Regions from separate parts of the Homo sapiens genome. Here region 2 is linked to region 1. The links are chromatin loops, found by intact Hi-C in ENCODE. Cell type or tissue: CD14-positive monocyte. All regions are shown on one strand. Links, peaks and the distances in the headings refer to the core of each region. The heading gives the core; the rest is flanking DNA. Region 1 overlaps CACNA1D (calcium voltage-gated channel subunit alpha1 D). Region 2 overlaps CACNA1D (calcium voltage-gated channel subunit alpha1 D).

Region 1 (9,420 bases), core at 765-8,764:
TTCCAGTCTTCGCCTGTCAGGATCTGAGAAGCCAAACTGGTATCAGCCAGCAGGTGGATTCACAAATTGCAGCCGCTCTCTTAGAGCCCCTCGGTGGCTGCCTAGATCTGGTTTAAGCTGCCTTTCACAGTCCAGTTTGCACTGAACAAATCCATCTGTTATCCCATGGAATTTCTAAAACACTGTTTTTTAATTACACAAATAGATAATTCTTTGAGTGAAAAAAAATAACCTTATTATTAAGACTTAAGTGTTTGTTTGTTTTTGAGATGGAGTCTCGCTCTATTGCCAGGCTGGAGTGCAGTGGCTTGATCTCAGCTCACTGCAACCTCCACCTCCCCGGTTCAAGCAACTCTCCTGCCTCAGCCTTTCAAGTAGCTGGGATTACAGGTGACCACCACCACACTCGGCTAATTTTTATATTTTTAGTAGAGAGAGTGTTACAGCAGTTGGCCAGGCTGGTCTCGAACTCCTGACCTCAAGTGTTCCGCCCACTTCAGCCTCCCAAAGTGCTGGGATTACAGGCATGAGCCACCTCACCCAGCCAAGATTTATGTGCTTTTTGATTACACCCCAGCCCAGTTTTAGTCCCTTCCCCAGAAAGCATGCTCTTTCTGTGTCTCTCTGGAACCTTCAACTACAGATTTAAACACGTTTACACACAAAGAAAACAAGCACTAGGTGTCTTCTCTGAGTTTTCAGACATAAAGGATATCATGCTATGCAAAGTTTTCTGCAACTGGCTTGTTTTTTCATTCAACAACATACTCTGGAGACCCTCTGTGTCAGAAGGTGCATCTCATTCTTTTAACTGCTGCATAGCATTCCACATAGTCCATCAACTGTGGAAATGGATAATTATACCTATGAAATTACAAAAGCAGGAAATTCTAAATGTCTCATGTAAATTTACAAAACTACCTCAAGAGTAGATATCACCAATGACCTGAAATTTAATCTTCTCTACTGATCATACTTGATAATTCAATCCATGATGAAATAGAATCAGATGAATAAGAACAGTAATGAAAAAAATGCTATCTTCCGACGACAGACAGAGCTCCTTTATCTTCAATCTGAACTAGATATTTTTAAAATTTAAACTGTTATGGATCACAACCAAACAAAAATGGGCAAATGATTTGAAAAGATAAAGTAATTCACAGAAAAGGCACTACTGATGGCTCTGAGTCATAGGAAAAGACGTTCAACCTCACTCCTGATAAGAACAGTATCTTTTAAAAGTACAATGAAATGCCATTTTCACCTAACTGATGGGCATCCCAAAGCATGCTCTCCACTGAGGGGAGAGGCAGTGAGGCAATGGGCAGTGTGAAGACAATGAGCTAATACAACCATAAGGAGAGCACTTGGGCACGTGTGTCAACATTTAAAATGGACACACCCTCTAAAGCAGCAATTCCATCTCTGGGAGTTTATCCCACAGATCTACAGCCAACACATGTGCCCTCTGATGCGTGTTCAGGGTCACCTACTGGAGCCCTGTGTATGTGGGCTAAGACCAGACAGAACTCAATGCTTGTCAGCAAGGGACTGGTCATATGAACAACGGCACATCTACCACCGCATGGACGCAGCGTTTCAAAGGAGGGGCAGCCTTTTATGGACCAAGCAGGAAGGCTCTTGAGGACACTCAAAGTGATAAAAGCAAGATGCAAAACAGCACGTACAGTGAGCTCCTGTCTGTGGAAAGTCTCCTATAGGTAGCTTAACTGAGTTGTAGCTATCAGAAAATGCAGATCTAAGAATTCACAAGAAACTGTTTAATGGTGGTTGCTTCCTAGAAGAGGAAATTTGTGGCTGGCTGGGAGAATTATTATTCATTTGTAACATTAGAATTTTGTGCCATATGCATGCATTACCAAAAAAAAAAAAAGACACCAGTTTCTCTGAAAGAAATTTTTTTTTAAAAAAGAATCACTGATCAGCAGCCAAAATTTAAGTATAATTCAAACAACAATACTATGGCTTACAGCAGATTATATATACCTGAAAATGACCAAGTGGGAGAGAATTGTCCAGATCATTCCCTTTGGTCTCTGGATTTCTTCAGAAATGGGTAAGTGACTCATCCACAGCAGAGAGCTGGGCATGGAAAGGGCCACCACAGGACCCAGCTGTCTGCTGCCTTTCCTCTCTGGCAGGGCTCTGCAGCTCACATCACACAGGAAAAGCAATGAGGACAGGTGGGTCTTTTAAACTTCCCCATCAGACCCTGTCCAAGGAGGAGGGTTTTGAGCACCTCAGCGTAGAGTCAGGGGAGCATGTGCTGCTGCTCTGAGCAGCAGAGCCATCGGTGCCTCTCTGCAACCACCGCTCCCTTCTCAGCTACTGCCTGCAGAGGCCCCACAGGACAGGCACCCTCAGAATCTTTGTGTCCTCACTGCATCCCAGGAGGAGGACAGAAGGGACCAATGGCTGCCACAGTTCCTACCACTCTGATTCCTCCAACTACACACCAAAGCATGGAGGCATGAGAATTCACTTCTTGTGTAAATCTATTATAACTAGGATTATGAACTGGCCTGCCATCAAAAAGTACCAAAGAGAAAAGAATTTTAGAGTCTATTTCAAAGAAACCTCATAAAATCAATCAAAAAGTTTTCTTGGAAGAGCTTGAGTGTGAAAAACGGTTTTTTTGGTTTATTATTTTGTAATGTAGCTAGAAGTCTTTAAAAAAATTACATCACTTAAGATAGACAGCTGGAGGATGATGCAGAACGAATAACTTAAATGGCACAAAATTTACCAGGCTATGATTAGGGCAGAGATGAACAAAAATGGAGTCCTTTTGTCTTCCTGAGTGTGAGCAGACAAGAAGGCAGAGGAGTTTTAGCTGCTGCTCACGAAGTGCTTTTCGGGGAATGGAGGGAGGACTCACCTGGAACACTGTGAGAAGTGCTTGAGGGAAATTGTCAAAGGTGCTCCGCTTGGTTTGCGTTTCATCAAAATTAAACTTGCCGCCAAACAGCTGCATCCCAAGCAAGGAAAAGATGATAATGAAGAGAAAAAGCAGAAGCAACAGCGAAGCGATGGACTTCATGGAGTTTAATAAGGATGCCACTAAGTTGCTCAGGGAAGTCCAGTGCCTATAAGTCAAGATGAGGGTGTCAGCTCAGAACACCCATGCAGGACAGAGCAGAACATCACCTGCCCGGGGATGTGACTGGTTGCCGCCTCATGTTCATAAAACATTTGCAGTGGGACCCACATTTCCTTACCTGGTCACTTTGAAGATTCTTAAGAGGCGCACACACCGAAACACAGAGATCCCCAGGGGAGACATGATTTCCAGTTCCACCAAGATCGTCTCAGTGATTCCACCACACACCACGAAGCAATCAAACCGGTTGAAAAGAGAGACGAAATATGCTTGGAGGCCCAAGCTGTACATTTTTACCAGCATCTCGCAGGTGAACAGAGCCAAGAGGACTTTGTTGGCAATATCTGGAAAGACAAAGGGGCACCCATCCTCAGGGTCTCCTGCAAGACACTCAGACTGCTCGTGCCCCTCACACCTCCCTCCCTATCAGGCCCCACAGGAAATACGCCAATACCTTGTCTCTCTCTTCACTACCTCACTCAGGACAGAAACGTGGCCTTCGCGTGGACAGTCTGTCCACCAGGTTCTGGTCCTGCTTCTGCTACTAGCTATGTGTGTGACTCTGGAGAAGTTACTTGATTTCTCCAGGTCTCAGTGTCACTGATGACAAAATGGGAAGGGGCAGCTCATCACATAATCTCTGACTCCTTCCAGCCCTAAAAGCCTACGATTCTGCGTTGACACCATCAGGTTATACATATTTTTTCATTCAATCACACAGAAAAGATCTGTCTGAATTCATTTATGGCATGACGATATCAGAAGCAGTCACCTATCAATGTCATTTCTAACAGCTGAAAATATCACCAAGCAGGCTGGAGAGGTAGAGGGAAACGGGTTTGACTGGATGAAAGGAAGGACTTTTCAAAGGCTCAAAACTGTCAAACCCAGAATGGGCTGTCTCTAGGGATGAGTGTCCCACACCCCAGTGCTGGAGCATTCAAAGCAGGGGAACCAAAACCATTTGCCAGAAGTACTATAGGGGAAAATGAAGCTTCCCCGATGAGGGCAGGGAGCAGGGATTACGAGGTCCCTTCCAGCTTCAAGAATTCTTGGTCCTAGGTTGGCTCAGGGTTAGGACAATTAGATGCTTGGCATTAAGTGGCTCCAAGGTGCTTCACCACGCGGCACAGATGGCACCCTCGCTCTGGTAGTTGCTGTGTCTGGATGGTTCTACCAAGTTTGTCCTCACTAGAAATGTTGCGATACTTCATCATGCAGCGATCAGATAAGACCAAATGGCAGTTGGACAGCCACAGAAATCTCTAGTTCAGAACAAAAAAGGAATGGCCTCTGCTTGTACCTTGAATCTGTGTCAACCAATCTGGCTGATTGTAGTGCTCAGAGGAAATGGTTAAGGTGTTCAGAAACACCAGGACGATAACCAGCCAGTAAAACGTGACAGACTTCACGGCGGCCCTACATCTTCTGCGATTGAATCGGTTCCAGCGACGCCAGCGTCGGCTAAAAGACAAGCAAACATTACTACGTAGATGACAGATACAGCATCTGAGTATCCAATAAATATGATTGAGAGATAATTTGGCTTTCACTCTGGAGGTCTAGATTGGGGTGGGAGTGCAGGAAAGAAAGATGAGCACAAATGGCACAGAAATTAACAGACTTCATCATAAAAATTATGTTGGTCTTAAAATGCGACTTTTAAAAGTATAATCTTGACTTGATCATGCTATCAGTCCTTCCTTATGGCTTATAGATAACTCCAGAATCTGTCATATGCAGCCCTTAAGTGGGTTAGAAAATCTAGATATTCATAGATTCACGTGCAGATGCAAAACTACACTTGCACACATATGCAGTTCCTATATCCACCATATGGGACGTGGATCTGCTCATGCAATCAGTGCAGAGAGCCACTTCGCTTATTATACACATCTCTTGCAGCATCTCAATCACCATACAGAATTTACCAGGCAGCAAAGTGCTACAAAGCTAGTTTTTTTTTTTTTAAAGGGAACCTTTTCAATCCTTTCTTAAATCTCTGAGGTTCCTCCAGAGCCTGGCAGAGTTGTCAAAGCTGAGTAGGACATGAATCTTCATACTGAGTCATCAGGTGCCCTTTCTAACTAGTGATGCTCAAAATATACCTTTAGGAGAAGAGCCAATATTGAATCGTGTTTTCATAAAAATAAAATGAGCTCAGCCAAACAGACAAGTAGCATGTCCTCCACCTACCTTCAGTTCCTGATTGTGATTAGAGAAAATATTCTCTCCCTTAGCCTGTCTCCTTCTAGAAAACCTTCCCTGCCACAAGGGGATGCTTTGGTAAAGTGTGCCATGAGCTGCAGCTCAGTGACCCAGATCCCGTGGAAAGGTCAGCCAATTGGTAAAGTCAGTCCTCTCCAGGCTGTGCTGCCTCACTAACGACAATGGGGTACTTCCTCTGGGGGCCTGAGTCAAGAGGAATCTCCAGGCTACCCAAGCTGCAGCCCTGGCTGACTCAGCTGTGTTGCTAGGCAAAAAGAAAATCTGTAACCCAGGAAGTGAGCAGAGAAAGAGTTGTGCCAACTCTTTACCAAAACCTGGATCAAGTAAGGTGTATTTTATTATTACTCTTGCTGTGCAGGTTCCAATGGAAAGAGCAGCTTCTAACATGTTGGCCAGCGTGGAAAAACTCTACTAAGGACACTAAAGACTGTCCCGCTCACAGCTGGGTTTCTCCTAGGATGCATAACTCAGCAGACATGAACTAGTACTCCATCATACTGGTGAACCACAGTGTGTCTACCCATTCACATTTGATGGACCTTTGGGTTACTTCCAGCTTGGGGTAAGCATGAATAAAACTGGTACAAACATTCATGTTACAACTTTGTATGTAGGCATATATCTTCATTTCTCTTATACAAACACCTTAGAAGTGGGATGGCTGGGCCAAATATAAACGTGGTAAATATATGTTTAAACTTTATGAGGAACTACCAAACTATTTTTTTAACGGCTGTGTCATTTGACATGTCCATCAACACTGTATGAAAGTTCCCACCAATCAGCATCCTTGTCAGAACTTGTCATTGTCAGATATTTAAATCTGATTCACTCTAATAGATGTGTAGTGGTATCTAACTGTGATTTTAATGTGCATTTTTGTAACAACTGATGGTCATTTCATGTGCTTATCTGCCATCCACATCTCTTCTCTGGTGAAATGCCTATTAAAAATTTTGCCCATTTTTTATTGGGTTTTTCTATTATTGACACTCTCCTTTATGCATTAATCTTTATATATATGGGATACCAGTCCTTTATCAAATATGCTTTGCAAATATTTTTCTCCAAGTCTGAAGCTAACCTTTTTCTTTTCTTTTGAAGAACAGAAGTTTAATTTTGACAAAGACCAATTTATCTGTTTGTTTTCTGTTACAGAAAGTATACTGGGTGTTGTATCTTAAGAAACCTTTGCATAACTCAAGATCACAAAGACTTTCTCCTGTTTTCTTTCTGGAATGTTCATGATTTTATATTTTATATTTAGGTCTTTGCCTATTTTAAGTTAGTGTTTATATATAGTAGGAAAATGTTTTTGTTGAAAAATGACACTCAGATGAAAAAGTACACTAATCATAGGTATATGGTTCAATGAGTTTTACCAACTGAACACGTAACCCGCATGCACATCAAGAAATGCTAGTACCTTGGAAGACTTCTTGAACTCCCTTTCTATGGAAAGCTTTCGAGCAGAAAAGTGACAAGCAGCAGCTCTCTTAGGAAAATGACTCAGAGGATAAGGAGGATTAATGGGGAGGCAAAACTCGTTACTGAGTCTTATTGGTTTACTTTGAGGGAGATCTTTGGCACCTAAGATCTCCCCCTAAGCCAGGCTCATAGGATTCAATTGACTGACTGCAATTCAGTATCAATGTTATAATCCACAGAGGAAAACTCAAGTCCAGAGCAATACTACGTAAAATTCAGAAGTGAGAACATACAAAGGCAACACACAGGCTGACGAAGAAACAGAAAGAAGATACTGACCTGAGTTTGGATTTTGAGATGGCTTGACTGAAAGAAAGACAAAAAGTGTTAAGATTCTGGTTCCGAGGGCTTGAGCACACACTCCCCATCATTTCAGCTGAGATATCATAAAAGCCATGCATACAGCCTGGACTTAGCACCCCTGGTTACCACAGCAGGCCAGCAGGGGCAAGGCCAGAGCAGAAATTAGGATGCTGCCAGGGCCAGAGGAGCAGACTGAGCACCCTCGAGGCCCAGGTCAGGGAAGACTCGGCCAGATTCCCTGCAGGCCCTGGCAGCAGGCAGTGATGCAGGGGCCAAAATGAAGGCAGCAGAGTCTCTCCTGCCACTCATCTCGACAGCAGCATTTGCTGCTACTACCGCAGAGGGAGCACTGCACTAGGAGTCCCAGCACTGCCATTCTCCCACTGGGTGAGTATGGGAAAGCAGCAGGTCTTGGGCCTCAGCATTCTCATCTGTAAAGTGGGGATGACAAACCCATTCTCTGTCTGCTTCATGATGTCTCAGAGAGGGCAGAGCAAGAGAATGGAGGCAAAATCACTTCACAAATGGTTGCATATTCTGCCCATAACACATCATTTTTATGAAACTCTGCCAAGAGTAAGATTGAGTTCTCTTAAAAATGACACCTGCACTTTACAGAGATAAGACCTGAAGGATACCAGCAAGAAGCAAACAAAACCAAACCGCACAGGGCTCCCCCACGGCAGACAGTGCCCAGCACATTCTGCACTGCTGGTCCCCCCCAGCCCCCCCGCCAGCTGCCACAGCCCAAATCATCTAGAAAAAAGCCAGTGAGTGTTAATGCAATGGTGCCTTCCATCATGAGGAGAGGCTGGTGCAGGGCTCCAGGGAAAAAGTGCCAGGCACCAAGAAGGCAGGGCCTCGTCATCCAACCGCCAGGCCTGAGGTTAGGAAGGTCCCATGAGCAAAGGAAAACTTAAATACGTAGCACATTCTAGTCAGCAACTCTGCCACAGAAGCTCTTCTTCAAAAGCACAAATGCCAAACCCAGGCTGGAAGGAGAATCAGGCCTTTACCCCCACCGCCGACACCCAGAGGGCCCCGCCTTGGCCGCGCCTCTCCGTCTCCACCAGCACCTAATGGACACAGCAGGTGGCCAGGTTAACCACCACATTCTTCACGGGCTCTACTTACAGGAAGAGGCATGTGAAATGCTGGGCCGGGGGGCGGGGGGGCGGGGGGTGGGGAGGTGTGCAGGAGGGATAGCCCTGGCACAGGAGGAAGCGTGGCGTGGGGTACGAGGAGCCTTCCCACCCGCCACACCCAAGGCGATGGCCCGGGGCTCTGCTGCAGCCTGGGCGGTCTTCCTCACCACCTGCTTCTCTGAGACAACAGGAGGGGAAAGAGGGCAAGTGCTCCCCACACTCACCAGAGACTTCCACAGCAGCCTCGGTTCTCGCCTTCACCGCTGACGTTCTCTGTGTTCACAGACTCAGTCTCGCTGGTGGGCATGCTAGCTGTGGGGAGAAGACGGGCTTCAGAGAGCATGCGGGGCACACTGCACGCCTGGGAGGCAGGCCAGGTGGGAGCCTCTGCCACCAGGCAGACCTCCGGAACCCAGGAGGAGGGTGAAAAGGGCCCTCAGGGCCTCAGCTGGGCTAAGGGAGTGCCAAGGAGCCAGGCATCTCCACTGCAGGCGAGTCTCTGCACCCATGGCCTGTAGGAAACACAGTCCCCCTCGAGGAGGACATTCTATCCCCCTAGACATTTCCAAGAAAGGAAGCTAAGGGATCAAAGTGAATCCTGTGGCTGGGTATAGCACCACTTTATCCTCCTCATCTCTGGGATCACACTGAGAAGCCACCAAAATGTACTTTACAGGTACATCTTTGCTTGCCCCAAAAGGTGCATATAGAACATCTGTGAATAACCCTAACATTTCATGAGTCAATCATCTTAAATATACTGAGGGAGAAGAGCTATTGTGAATGGGGAAGGCAGTGCATGAAGGTACCATGCACAACATTTTTTAGAGTTAAGAACTCTATTTTTTTGCTATTTTACCTGATGCTGAAGTTCTGCTGAGCTTGTGAAGCCAATACACAGAAAGTTCTTACCCAGTAAGCTGGGTAAGAACAACTAGAGCACCAAGGAATTATAGTGTTACGAGTGGAAGAAGAAGATCATTATCAACCAGTGAGCAGAGGGCAAGGTTGACTCTGGTCTCAGTATGACTAGGGTCTCTGGGCCCATCCCACTTCTCCATGGTAGGATCCTGAGCGGAAGTAGAGGAAATGTGGAAACACGCCCACTAGTGTGTGGAGGTCCAGGGTCCA
Region 2 (8,887 bases), core at 813-8,812, 51 kb before region 1:
CTGTTCTTGGAAAGCAGAAAAGAGGCCAGTACTGGGAAGTTTATGGAAAAAAAAAAGTCAAGCTCTGTTTCAATATCCAGAGTCCGGCCTGAAGAGAGGCAAGGACCCTAAGGCCTTGCCTAGAAGGCTTTCTGGATTTTCAGGGCAGGGAACATGAGTCTGGCTCAAGGGATTTCTTTGAGAGTCTGAAACATATTTTAGACTCTGTTCTGCTACCTTGGTTTCTGTCTAGAGCTGGCTCAGCATCCTGGAGTGGTAAAAACGCCTGACCCCAGGATCTCCTTGGATCCATGAGGAGCAAGAACTAGTTGCTATGCAGACTGTATGAATTTCTAGAAGGCAGAGTTTCAAGAGGCAAACCTTGCGTTTTCCTTGAAAAAGGAAAATCTTTTTTGTCGCTGCAACAAATGTAAGGTGCTACACCGTGAGTTCTGTGGAAGGAAAAGTCTCACTGAGGGTTCCTGAGAGCGTGCTCTGGCATGGAAACACAGAACTGCGTTGCACTGGGAGATCTGCATCCATCCCTGAGAGACTAGAGCCTAGTGTGCCAGCAAAGGGGCCCCATTTCCTGTGGTGGCCACAAAGCTCTGTAGCAGAGGGGACGTGTGGAACACAGAGCACCATGTCCCCCAATGCCGAGGCTGGGAGATGTGCTCTCCTAGCACTCCCCCTCCCCTCACCCAGGCCACCAAGTCCTCCCCACTCCACATCCTAAGTGGATCTCCAAGCGACTGCTCCTATCTCTTCCCACTTCTGCTGCCTTCGTTCTGGCTCTCCTGGTTGATCCCCCTGCCTCAGGTCTACTTCTCCATTGCCAACAGCCAACTTCCTAACATGGGAACCTGAAATTCACGTTTCCTCCCCATTCTCCTGGACCTCAGCAGGACAGAGAAGGCTCAGCTTGTACCTGGGGCCTTCTGACTTCCTCTTATGTCCTAGCCAAAGGATGACCCAATGGCTCACCCTTTGCCATTACGATGTCCATTCTCCTGCCTCCTTCTGAGCCCTCCCTGCCTCTGACAAACTCCTGTGTTCCTTCTGGACCGGACTGAAATGTCGCCTTCTCTACCATCCACCCAATGACAAATTACAGAATTCCCTTCCTCTTCTGATGGTTCCTGAGAGGGTGTCCAAAGAGTTACAAATCTGAGATTTCCCCAGAGGTAGGAACCACATATTATTCATTGCTGCATCCCTAGCAACTGACAGAAGGCCTGGCTGTGTCACTTAACAAGTGTTTGTTAAATGAAGCAAGCTTCTACAAGACAGGCTGTCAGACACGCACACAGGACACTCACCTTGCACGCTACCCTGTGTGGACATAACTTCCCAAACCCCAGGGGAGGCTGGATGCGTCGAAGCAGAGTGACCACATCAAGGTGTTTTATCCTTCCCCTGGAAGTAAAATACAATCTAAGGTCCAGGAACAGTACCAGCTGGCCCGAACTTTCAGTCCACTCCACAAAAAAAGCTGACATTCCAAAATCCACCCACACACGCCAAATCAAATATTTTTCAACCTACTTTGCCTCAGGGTCATATTCTGACCATATTCTTTTGAATTCATCTAAATGGTGAGGCCCCAAAATAGACCAGTCCCGGGTCAGATAGTCGAAATTATCCATGATGACAGCCACAAACAGATTGATGATCTGAAAAAGCAAATAGGAAAGGAAGAACTTCAGCTGCAGCTGGATTGCGTTAGAACTGAGCACAGGCTTTCTAATGACATGGACATGAAACATGGGAACCCATGTCTCCAAGAGAAGTTGTAAAAACTTTCTATTTGGAGAATGTTTAAGAAAAGAGTGTGATTCTAGCTTTCTGGAATGGCTTTAATTAAGTCCTGGGGAAGGAAGGCCTTCTGAAACACATTGCAGTTTTATAATTTCATTATCACCAAATAATTCACACTCTTAGGTCACCACCATATGCACTGGCTTTGAAATTTTAGAAAGGAACCCTAAGAAGCTAAGGTGATTGGTAATTGCTCCAAGCCGATTAGTGAGCACCAAATCTCTGCTTACAAAGGTGGCGGCAGTGACACACGCCTGGTTAAACAAAAGCCCTCAACTGCCAAGTGGAGTCCAGAGTGCTCATCCACATCAATTGTCCTCAGGCGATGGGACAGGGCAAGGCCATTTGTGTGAACGCTGACTGCTACATAAGCATCTGTAAATTGAGAGGGGGAGCTGTGTTGCTCACTTACCAGAAATGCACAGAGCATGTAAAAACTGATGAAATAGACAATGGCAAAGTTGCTCCCACATGTATACTCCTCCCCGGGGTTGTAATCTGACTCAGGGTCACAGAGCTTCCCTGGGAGACAGGCCAGCATGATCTCCTGCCAGGCCTCACCTGTTGCACACCTTTTTCAGATGAAGAACAAAGGGGCTTTAGTGGGGGAAAGAAGGAATTTGAAGCTTAGATCTTAGGGGAGAAAAACTCATAATTAGAGCAAAACCTAAGTCATTTGAAGAAAATCCAATTTGAATTAATGGAAATGTGAAATTCCTACTGATTTTCACGTGCAACTTATCACAGTAACTGGAGGTCCTGCTGCAATTCCCTTGGATTTACAGCCATCATCTGATGCAAGCGCGCTAACTGTCTGCATATAAATGGATGCTTGTTTTTGTGTCTTCTCTACTTTAAACATTTGTATAATTAACAGTAATTAATTATTATTATTATTTGAGACAAGGTTTTGCTCTGTTGCCCAGGCTGGAGTGCAGTGGTGTGATCTTGGCTCACTGCAGCCTCGACCTCCTGGGCTCAGCCTCCCCAGTAGCTAGGACTACAGGCAGTTGCCACCACACCTGGCTAATTTTTGTATTTTTAGTAGAGTCAAGGTTTTGCCATGTTGCCTGGGCTGGTCTCGAACTCCTGGGCTCAAGCGATCCACCCACCTCAGCTTCCCAAAGTGCTGGGATTACAGGCGTGAGCCACTGCACCTGGCCTATTGATTATTTTTAATGACCAAAATACTTAACAACTTAAGTCTCTGTTCAATTTTGTTGAAGGCAGAGCTGGAAACCACCTAACTTGCAAATGACTTGTCAGTCACTAGAGTCATTAGAAATACTTCATGATCTCTAGAAAGTTTTCTCACTATGAGGGCAGCTTGTTTTACAAAGTTAATTAACTGACGTTAAAAGCAATCCCAAAAAATTTGAAATCATACATCTTAGGATGTTCCCCACTGGCTGTGCAAAAGGCCTTGACGTTTTTGCTAAGTTTCTGTCTTCCTGGTCGTGTTCAAGTGCATGCCTCCATGCATAAACGTACATCCTACAATTTTTCAGGTGGCCTAAGTAGCCCTACTAACTCCCAAATGAATAAACCTTATGCCAGCCACAATCGGGATTACCACAGCAGTTTTAACAATCCAGCAAAATTCCTGTGTTTGAAATGCTAGGGTCTGTGTTTAAGAATACAGAACAAACAAAAACAAAAAGCCATCACAATCAACTGAGAAAGGCACACTGCTTTAATAACCTGTGTCCTCCGTCCCTCTGGACCCACGCCTAGCGGACCCCCCTGCCCAGGAGCACCGCCCAAGCCAGTTGCAGTCACCTGAAGAGCAGCAGCACCGCCTGGGGAAACGTCTGGAAGTTATTGTTCCTATTGATCTGGTTGTTATCTCTCATGGCAACTTTCCCAAACATCTAGGTGGAGAAGTTGTCAGGAAAAAGAGAATAGATTTCGTCATGCAAAAAAAATCCGTATGTGAATTTAGAACTAACTCAGGTTTGATCTTTACCAGCTAGGGTTTTCTCATGGTACCTGGCACTTCACTCATTCAAAAAAGATCTGCCAGGCACAACCATGTGCCAGGCAGCAGGTTACACACTGGGAACGTGGTGCTCCAGAGGGGCACGGTCTCACATTCGCGGATCTCCCCTGGGGGAGACACAAAGGTAGCCAGGCAACATCAAACCCCAGTGATGATGCTGGGGTGGTCCAGACACACAGGGAAGCGTGAGACAGGCTCATCTACTGAAGGCTGGGGGGCTGGGTCAGGGAAGGCCTCTAGGGGGAAGTGACATGTAAACTCAGAACTGAAAGATACATCAGGTGATAGGAAAGGCGAAGAGTGTTTCGGGTGGAGGGAGCACCATGTGCATAGGAGCAGGGTGACAGCATAGATACCGAGGGAATGAAAATAACGTGTGATGAGCAGACAGATAAAAGACCAGGCTGGAGACAAGGGCAGGAGGCAACAGGCAGGGGCTGTGAGCCCCGGGCAGAAGAGTGGGCTTTATCTTCAGGGCAATGGGAAGGTACTAAAGAGTTTTACTTGTGAGATTTAGGGAGCAGACTGACATTCTAGAGAAACCTGCAGATGCTTACAAACGCCTGCTGGGTGAATCTGGGGTTGTGTGTGCCATGCAGCTTGCAGTTCTGAGATGGCTTTTTTTTATGAGAACATATGTGATAAAAGACCTTCCAGGGCACATAGCACCACGTGCTGCTGAATCACAGAGGCTCAAGTATGCTGACTTTTGTTTCATAACTCCTGGTAAGATTCCCAGAGATCTGCAAATGCTTCTATGCTTTCAGGATTTTAAAAAAAAAAAAGAAAAAAGAAAAAAGCACTACCATTTCTCTGCCCCAAAAATCATAGAATCACTTTACTTCTTTCTGACTTACATCCCTCCTTTACCTGAAAGACAGCACCTGCACACGTGGAGAATCTGCAAGGAGCCTGCCAGCAGAGATCTACAGCCACCTGGGCTCTTCGACTGCCTCCATTCTTAGACTAGGCTGCCTCCCTCCACCCACAACCCATCCCACTGCCCACTTGATGTTAGGGCTCCTCTGTTAGGCAGGCCCAGTCCCTTTCCCATGCCCAGGAGGAACTGGGAAACAGGGTGCAGCCCCTCTGCTTGGGTCACAGAAGAGCCCAGTTTCATGCCTCTTTTTAAAGGTGAGCTACTAAAGCACAACAATGGTCACAAAAGGCACTTGGCTCAGCACCAGCCTTCTGTTCCCGCGACGGCTCGGCACAGACTGAAAAGACCCACGAGGGGCTACTTGCTTCTCTCTTCAGTCTTGGCATCTGGAAATAGTTAGTTTCAAGTGAATTTCACTTTGTTATGATAAAGCATAATTCTTCTGCCATGACATGCAGTTTTTCCTGGTGCATTCTAACCTCTCCACATTCATCTGAGCCTGGGCCTCCCCTGGAGCTCTCTACTAAGCAGCTTTGTCTTTCTCATCTTCCTAGGCTTCAGCAGAGGCATTTGGCTGAAAAATCACAATGCTTCTACTTCACTTGGTCAGGGTACATCTTGCCACAGATTTGGGGCTACCCAGTGAAAGGGCCCCTGAGGGCGAGATGGCTGGAGCTTACCTGCATGCCAATGACCGCATAGATGAAGAACAGCATGGCTATGAGGAGGGCCACATACGGGAGCGCCTGGGAGAGAAAAGGCACTTGGCTCAGCACCAGCCGGCTGTCCCCGTGACGGCCCGCCACAGCCTGAGAAGACCCATGAGTGGCCACATGCTTCCTTTCTATTCCACGTGTTACCGTGAAAGAATATCGACAGTGAGGAAGAACCGTTTAAATCCCAGCCCTGCCCAACTACTTTAGTCCTGAAGACACCATCCACATGCACGCCCAGTGTTACAATATTACAGGCAGGATGTGCTTTCCACGGTCATTAACCCTGTAGCCTAACCCTAAACATTTTCAACACAGACACGTAACTCTCATAATCCTTAAATTCATTACTGGATTTTTGGGGTGAAATTATAATTGATCAAACCATTCCAGAACACTGGACATTTAGAGTACTTCCACTTTCTTTTGTGGGTATGTTTTGGGGGGCGGTATTGTAGATAATGTCGCAAAGGAATATCTTTATGCAAAACCACCTTGCTTCTGCTGAAGTATTTCCTTAAGGTGAAGTCTTAGGAGTGGAATTACTGGGTCAGAGGGGAAGAACCACTTTCTGGCTGTGGCTGTAGGATGCAAAATACCTCTCTTAAGATGTACACCTTCTGAAAGAACTGCTAAGTTGGGGGGCTGGGCCAGGGAAGAAAAGGAGTGAGCTGGGGGGTCGCCAAGTGTGGCTCCCTTCATAAACACCAAATACAAGTACGAGTGTCTGACAGATCCCCCGTCCTTTCACTGAATGTCAACTGCTGTCTTACCTCATCACATGTGACCAACACGTCTACCTGCACAGGGTGCCCAGAGTGTTAGGCTTAATTCTGGGAACACATGCTTAAAGCACCCGCTTTCTCTACTATCCGAGAGAGCTTGTCAGAAAGTCAGTGGCTCACAGGTGCTCAGCCACCTTCAGACCTGTGCCAGCTGTTGACCTGTGCCTGCCAGCCTGGCCCTCCCTGCAGCTGGACTGCTCAGCAGGGTCCCACAGAGTTCGTTTCAGGCTTTCCTCAACATACCTACGTGCATTTTCTTCCTAGATTGCCAAATGTTTACGATTTTTGTTTGCACAGTTTCTCTGCTTTTATGAACTGCTGCTCTGGAACATGACTTTCTTATCTGTGGCAAATTGAATCTTTAAGAATTTCTTTAAAAAGTGAGATAACATTACCTCTGAATTATCTATTTTTATAGCAGTTTGTTCCCAAGTTTTGGTACTTTAAATGAATAATAACTGTCGAGGATTCTGTGCCTTAGCAAGTTCAAGGCTCACCTGCCTGAGGCCCCCACTTTACCTTCCTCCAACCTCATTCTCCCCAGCAGGATCTGTGACTTCCCTTGTGAGTGCCTGCACCACCCCGCTTGCTGTCCCTTCTCCCTTTTACCTGTGAAAATCCCATCTACTAGGGACAAATGCTTACTGGGAGGGTAACACTGGTTACCCCAGGGGTGGGTGAGGGCCAAGTTTGAAATTTCTCTTTATATACCTTTGGACAGCTTCATTTGTTATTGTAAACATTTATAACTTTTGAATGAAAAATAGTCAAATAATTTAAAAAATGAAGATGCAGGATTCACTTTCTAATGCTTGTAGATATCCACAAATTCCCTACATGGGTCCACCTTTTACTAAGAATCTATATTTCCCACACCTTCTCTTCCAAATGGAATCAGTCCAGAAGGCTAGAATGTCTGGGGCAGGGTACTGGCAGGTACGGGAAAAGCTGGTTCTACTTGGGAAAGTCTAGAACCGAGCTGTGCCAGCCTGGAGAATCAGAGGTGACAAATGAGACATGGTGTATGCCCAAACATCCCGAACTCTGTGACCCTTCCAGGTGCAGGATAACCCAGTGATAGTGCACTGGCCCAGGTGGTGGTTTCTGATTTGTATCTAGACTAGCCAACAGACACAGCACTGTTGTAGCCTTATGAGGAAAAGGTGTCAGAGAGAGGCTGTTGGGCTTCCAGGCAGTCTGCTGGGACCTGGCACTCACCACCACCACCAGGCATCCCGGGGGCACTGCAGGGCTGCAGGCCCCACACCTCTCTCAGTCTTGGAAATGCTACAGATCTCTCAGCTACGGATCCTTCCTGCTTTCTCTTCTGTTTCCTTTAGGCAAGTAATCCCATGTGATTGACCCAAGAAATGCTGATTTGGGTCTCTCCAGCATTCCATGTTTTCTATTGATTTAGGTCCACAGAGTGGCCACACAGGGGGAGCCTGGGTCCTCTAGGATGGGGACAATCACTGACTTACATATGATCTTCAAAGACAAAGAGAGAAGTCCTTGGCATGGCTCTTACCTGAAAGGACTTAATAAAAGTCCACAGCAATGTCCGGATGCCTTCCCCCCTGCTGAGAAGCTTCACCAATCGCATCACTCGGAAAAGACGGAAAAAGGTGATGGAGATTCTATTGCTCTCTTCAGAGTTCTGAAGGGTTATCATGGAGAGGTCAAACCCAATGGAAAGTAGAACATGCAACACTTTCAGAAAAACAGCAACAGATGCAAAGGTGACAGAGGTAAGAACTGAAGATGTGATTCTAGGGCCTTTTCATCTTAAAAAGCATGATATGAAAGGAAGAGTTACATGCTAACAACACAGAGCTCGGAAAACTGCGTCCACACAGCACATGCATGTCCACGTATTCTACTGTGTTAGAGGAGAACGCTGGGCTGGTCAAGAGTACTGGACACTGATGATGAATGCAAACCACTGCAGACACTGTTCTGGAAGGACAATCATGGAGAATACAGAAAAACCAGTGGAAAACTCGACATGGTCAAATAAACTTAAGGAAAAGGCCCAGCCCCTGGGGACTAGTCACTGATCTTACCCCAGGTGTAGCAGTTGGGACAGGGACATTTTCACTTTCAGTTGGCTTTAAGAAATCAAAGATTGAAAATGGATTAATGAACCAGGAAGGAGTCAATGGTTCCAGAGAGCATTTCCCCCTTTAAAAAAATGTGTGGTTCCCATCTTTAGACACCACACCTGCTCCCTCCCTGAGAAAATACCAGTGGCTCTCCTTGGAGGTGGACTTGAGGGCAGGCAGCCATGGACATGGGCATGGACACAGTACCACTTTCTAATTCACATCTGGGGACATGCTGTGCCCAGGCTGACAGGCATCCAGTAAAGGCAGTGCTGCAAGACCTCAACAGATGCAGAGTGTGCCCCCGCTTCTCGCGAGGAGGCTAGTTCTCTTGGCTTAGTCAGGGCTGTGGGTCTCAGGAACTAACCGCTCTGCAGCAGGCCTCCTAGCCCCGAGGAACAGAATGTCTCTAGCAGAGGGGCAAGCAGTGGTGCCTGCCTGCGGGCCACAAACCCCCTTGGACCACACTCTGTTCCTATGAGACTAAACGCCTGGGTGGTGTATGTCTGACAACAGCCTCTTAGGCAGGGCTGCTGAAAAGCTGGACAGACTGAGTCAGGGCGAGGAGGAGAGAGGCAGGCTTCCCTACAGAAACCCTCGCTGCCTGCCCC

What was found. A loop is a pair of places that touch in the nucleus more often than their neighbours do. Peaks named below come from ENCODE experiments on the same cell type or tissue, not always from the same donor. Only the 100,000 strongest peaks of a DNase experiment are listed, where the experiment ranks them.
Region 2: it touches region 1 in a loop (2.5-fold over the local background); 1 of 110 quality-filtered maps calls a loop at or near these places.

What each region holds. Positions count from the first base shown.
Region 1 is chr3:53,717,482-53,726,901 of GRCh38, reverse strand. CACNA1D (calcium voltage-gated channel subunit alpha1 D) reads right to left here. Exons shown (of 48, transcript NM_001128840.3): 10 at 8,514-8,601; 11 at 7,121-7,147; 12 at 4,428-4,588; 13 at 3,243-3,468; 14 at 2,903-3,110; 15 at 1-23. Among named protein-coding and RNA genes, the nearest start is that of CHDH, 120 kb to the left of the region's middle. RefSeq lists enhancers at 7,463-8,043, 8,044-8,624. In CD14-positive monocyte, for the core only: no CTCF peak of the experiment used is centred there; a DNase peak (open chromatin) is centred at 5,531; H3K27me3 peaks cover 945 bases.
Region 2 is chr3:53,769,368-53,778,254 of GRCh38, reverse strand. CACNA1D (calcium voltage-gated channel subunit alpha1 D) reads right to left here. Exons shown (of 48, transcript NM_001128840.3): 31 at 8,238-8,282; 32 at 7,703-7,831; 33 at 5,357-5,422; 34 at 3,577-3,668; 35 at 2,210-2,369; 36 at 1,525-1,652; 37 at 1,299-1,395. Among named protein-coding and RNA genes, the nearest start is that of CHDH, 73 kb to the left of the region's middle. RefSeq lists enhancers at 4,106-4,235, 8,848-8,887. In CD14-positive monocyte, for the core only: no CTCF peak of the experiment used is centred there; no DNase peak of the experiment used is centred there.